Regions from separate parts of the Mus musculus genome. Here region 1 is linked to region 2. Evidence: chromatin loops called from intact Hi-C (ENCODE). Cell type or tissue: left cerebral cortex. All regions are shown on one strand.

The links. A loop is a pair of places that touch in the nucleus more often than their neighbours do. Peaks named below come from ENCODE experiments on the same cell type or tissue, not always from the same donor. Only the 100,000 strongest peaks of a DNase experiment are listed, where the experiment ranks them.
Region 1: it touches region 2 in a loop (2.2-fold over the local background); 10 of 42 quality-filtered maps call a loop at or near these places.

The regions. Positions count from the first base shown.
Region 1 is chr10:120,124,398-120,126,897 of GRCm38, reverse strand. No RefSeq gene overlaps it. Among named protein-coding and RNA genes, the nearest start is that of Helb, 13 kb to the right of the region's middle. In left cerebral cortex, a CTCF peak has its summit at 1,551 (motif pointing right); a DNase peak (open chromatin) is centred at 1,554.
Region 2 is chr10:120,200,778-120,203,277 of GRCm38, reverse strand. It overlaps Irak3 (interleukin-1 receptor-associated kinase 3), which reads left to right and starts at 1,681. Exons shown (of 12, transcript NM_028679.4): 1 at 1,681-1,951. The coding sequence starts at 1,819. Gm38500 (predicted gene, 38500) reads right to left here and starts at 1,688. Exons shown (of 3, transcript NR_166661.1): 1 at 1,429-1,688; 2 at 1,083-1,176; 3 at 1-330. In left cerebral cortex, a CTCF peak has its summit at 956 (motif pointing right); DNase peaks (open chromatin) are centred at 972 and 1,715; H3K4me3 peaks cover 1,337 bases; H3K27ac peaks cover 178 bases.

The sequences.
Region 1 (2,500 bases), 76 kb after region 2:
GTCTATATTGTAGCATGAATGGACAGTTTCTTCTTCTTCTTCTTCTTCTTCTTCTTCTTCTTCTTCTTCTTCTTCTTCTTCTTCTTCTTCTTCTTCTTCTTCTTGCAAAGTAGTATTTCCTTGCACAGATATATCACTCATCAGCTGATGAATGGTTGGGTTGTTTTAGCCATTTCAGTATCATTGGCAATATTATGATTATCACTTATGTATAGGTTTTTGTGTGGATATGTTTTCTATTCTCTTGGGCATATACTAAAGAATTCGATTGCTGAGAAAATGAATCTTCCATTTACTCCTCTGTGTTTTGCAGTGTGAGGAACTGTCAAAGTGTTTGCCAGTTGATTGTATCATGTGCAAGTCTGTCACCCGGGCAGGGGTGTTCCAGCTTCTTGCAGTAGTTACGCTGTGTCCGTTCAAACTGACAACCTTATTAGGTGCGAAAGTAGCTTTTGACTGTAGTTTTGATTGATATTTTTCTGACAAATGATGTGAGCATCTTTTGAAACGTGCATCAGCGGGCTGGTGAGATGGCTCAGCAGTTAAGAGCACTGACTGTTCTTCCAGAGGTCCTGAGTTCAATTCCCAGCAACCACATGGTGGCTCACAACCATCCGTAATGAGATCTGATGCCCTCTTCTGGGGTGACTGAAGACAGCTACAGTGTACTCATATATAATAAATAAATAAATCTTTTTTTGTTTTTCTTTTTGAGACAGGGTTTCTCTGTGTAGCCCTGGCTGTCCTGGTACTCACTTTGTAGACCAGGCTGGCCTCAAACTCAGAAATCTGCCTGCCTCTCCCTCCTGAGTGATGGGAACTCAGGACCTTTGGAAGAGCAGTCAGCGCTCTTTACCACTGAGCCATCTCTCCAGCCTGAAACACTACTTCCTTGCTGATGACTTGCAAAACCTTTTTTTTTCCTCACCTAGATTTTTGTTTTTTACATTTTCTTGACAATACCTATCGACACCCCAACCTGAAATGAGAATGAAGTTCCATTTTTCTCTCCCTTCGTTACTTTATTAATTAATTAATTTATTGGCGTTATGTCAAAGAAACGCATGCCTTGTCCAAAGTCATCAAGCTTCACTCCTATTTTTCTTCTATGAACTTTCTATAATCTCTCATTTCCTGGGTCTGGCCTTTGCATAGTCAAGGCTCTCCCCGAAGCGGCAGCAGCTCATCAGGATTTCAAATAGCGTTTCGCTTCCTGCTATCGATGCTCTAGCATTTCCTCTAATGAGAAAACAGGACGCTCTTAGCCTAGGGACTACAAAGGTGCAGAGCTTGTTGGTGACAGACTTTATGTAGAAGAACCATTTTCCCCTAAGACATTCGATCCACTTTAGGTCCAAGTTTTCCCCTCCGTCCAGTCTAAAATCTTCTGGGAAACATGGAGTAGTGGCTAGTCTTTGCAGGGACTACAGCACCGTTAAAATGATGTCCCACAGACATTTACAAAACCAACTTACTTTACCCACATCCTGCAGGATTATTTTTAGAACCAAGAAGTCAGGCCTTTTCCCTGGAGCGGTAGTTACCAATTATGACCAGCAGGGGGCAGCAGAGGCATGACAGCACTGTCCTAGTTTAAGAAGTCAGGCCAGTCGAAGCCCTAAGCACCATGGGATTAAAAACTACTGAGCATTCAGATCAGCAAAAAAAAAAAAAAAAAAAAAAAAAAAAAAAAAAAAAAAAAAAAAAAAAAATCTGGAAAACCTAGGACATAGTTTGCTCAAACAAACAAACAAACAAACAAACAAAATAAAACCATTGTTATTGTGGTGGTTTGAGTAGGAATGGCCTCTACAGACTCATGTGTTTGAATGCTTGACCCATACCGAGTAGCATTATAGAAGGTGTGGCCTTGCTGGAGTAGGTGTGACCCTGTTGGAGGTCGTGGGTCACTGAGGGCAGGCTTTGAGATCTCAAAAGCCCTAGTCTGGCCAGTATGTCTCACTCTTCACTTCTGACTGTGGATCAAGATGTAGAACTCTCGGGAGCTGGAGAGATTGCTCACTAAGAGAACTGTCTACTTTTCCAGAGGACCTGAGTTCAATTCCCAGCAACGACATAGTAGCTCACAACCATCTGTAGCAGATCTGATGCCCTCTACTGGTGTACTTGTGTACATACAATAAATCTATCTATCTATCTATCTATCTATCTATCTATCTATCTATCTAAAAGATGTAGAATTCTCGGCTCCTTCTCCAGCACTATGTCTGCCTGCATGCTGCCATGACTCCTGCCATGACGACAATGGACTAAACCTCTGAAACGGTAAGCCAGTCCTAATTCATTTTCTTTATAAAAGTGTCTCTTTACAGCATTAAAACCCTAAGATAGCTAAACCCAAAGCACCTACACTTGGAACCTGACCCTTGTCAGAAATACAGTAGAAAGATTTTGAAGTGGTGAGCTTTTTGTTTGTTTGTTTGTTTGTTTTAAATAGGCTTCCAAAAGGGCAAATCTGCGTGCTTAATATAGAAAAGAT
Region 2 (2,500 bases):
CTTCTGTTAGAAGGAAAGGGTTTTAGGATCCAGAGCCGCTAAGAAAAGATGAGACTTATCTAGGGGTCTAGATGGTTCACCTCTAGAGATGAGAAACACGTTTATTATGGCGTGGACAGGAAGCACTGAGAGTGCACGCTTGGCCACGTGGTTCCCAGCTGGTGTAGTGTAGTGTAGTGTAGTGTAGTGTAGTGTAGTGTAGTGTAGTGTAGAGGTAAGCAGCTCACAGACACTGACTTCACGGATGGATTATGTCATTGGAGGCGTGGCTTTGGAGGGTGTATCTTGCCCCCAATCTCTTTCTCCTTGCCTCATGCCGCATTAGAAGACCTGGTGATGCAAACATTTTGAGTGTTACTGTTATTGTTATAGTGAGGATATTAAACATCCTCTGACTGCCCATATACTAAAAGCTTGCTTGCCAGCCTACAGTGCTGATAGGCGACTGAACCGGAACCAGATAGGTCTTAGTGCAAATAAATCAGATCCCTTGAAGGGAATTTGGTACCCTGGCCCTGTCCCCCTTCCTCCCTCCCTCTCTCTCATTTCCTGCCGCCATGGATCACTTACGCTATGACACTTTGGCTTCTCAGAGACCTCAAAAGACATTGGGGTCAAGCAACCATGGACTGAAGTTCCGAGGTTGTGTACCAAACAACTTCTTCTTTTGAAGCTGCTCGGTGGGGGCATTTTGTCAGAAAGCTAACACAACCACACATGGCGATTTCCTGTGCAGGCACACGTCTCAGGTTGCTTTTGTCTGGTCTAGAAAGTCAAAAAGAACCCTGTATCAATCTTCTCTCCCTCTGATGCTCAGCATGGTGGCATAGAGACCCTTTTTGGGGTGTAGCCTGATAAAACCGTAGTCCTTAGAATGAGGAGACTTAAGAAGTTTTGCTCAAACAGTTCTAACTTTGCCACTGTGGGTACTGAATGCCCAGGCACCATTGCTGCTGACCGCCAGGGGGCGCCATTCCAAAGACAAGCTCAGGGGATTGAAACAGGAGTTTGTTTTTCAGTGCCTGGTTATCATAAAATCTCCCACTTCATTTTCCCACCTCCTTTGTCAGTAGTATCCGTACCGTTCCTGCGGTGGTCATTACAGCATAAACGGTAGAATATTTCAACACACCAGCCAATGTTTCCTAAACTTCATTTTGCAAACTCGTTGAAGCACTGCGAGGAAAGAAAGGGAGACTGTAGTAAAACCAAGCGGCACGACGGCAGGGGTTGCCTTCTGCAGCAAGGATGAGCAGTTTGTTTGCCCAGGTTTGGCCTGTTTGTTGTGGTTTTCTTTTTATGTCCATTTCGCCCGGCGTGTACACGTTTCCTTCCGTTTAAAGTTATTTGGCAAAAACGTGTTTCTCGGTGAGCACGCATTTCTTTCCTGACGGGACAAAGAGAAACTTTAAAAGATGTAACACAAACCTCTTAGATCCATCGTGGCCAGGAGGCCGCCCGTCCCAGAGCAGCAGAGGGGTGGCGGCTTTCCCGGATTCCAGCCGCTGTTCCCCGCCCTCATTTTCTTGGCTGGTCTCCTGGGTCATGTCCCAAGACGGGGACGGACAGAACGGTTCATAACAAAGATGACCTGGGGTGCGGCGCGCAGGGTCGCGGGACAGCGGCTAGGAGCAAGGGCAGCCCAGGTCTCGCAGGGCGCATCCCTGGGGAGCGGCTCCCTACGTCACGTGGGGCCCGCCCTGCGACGGCGTGTTGCAAGCTCCGGGCAGCCGTCGTGGAGCTGAATTTCCGCGGTTGTGAAAGGCGGTGACAGCGGCGACCTCCCTGCTTCTCTGCGTGGGGTCCCGGGACTCCGCGATGGCCGGCCGGTGCGGGGCCCGTGGCGCGCTGTCGCCACAGTTGCTGCTCTTCGACCTGCCGCCCGCACTGCTGGGAGAGCTTTGCGGGATCCTGGACAGCTGCGATGGCCCGCTCGGCTGGCGGGGCCTGGGTGAGTGCGACTCAGACCTGCCGGTCCTCCCCCGCGAGGGACTCAGCAAACCCGGGGACCTGCCACTCACTCTCCTTCCCTCTCTGACAGTGGGGTACTGCTGTATCAAGTTAGGGGATTGGGTATGTCAGATGTCAAGAAAGCATCCCGTGCTGGGAAGAGATTCTCGCTTCACTCGGTTTGCAGTGTGCGCAGCAGTATGCAAATATTACCGTATGCAGGGCATGGCTACTGGCTCTACAACCCCTACATCAGATTTTTTTAATATTATAACTTCTTTTTTGAGATGCCGCTCAGTTGCTAGAGTGCTTACCTATAGATGTATGAAGCTGCATGTTCGATTCCCTAGCTTGGAATAAAACAGACAGTGGTAGTGCCAGTCATTGAGAGGTAGAAGTAGGCAGGACAGATGCTCAAGAGCATCCTCTCCTTGTAGAGAGTTCCTAGCTGGCTTGGGAAACATGAGACGCCATCTCAAAAACAAAAAGCAAACTTACTTTCTTTTCTTTCCTTTCTTTCTTTCTTTCTTTCTTTCTTTCTTTCTTCCTT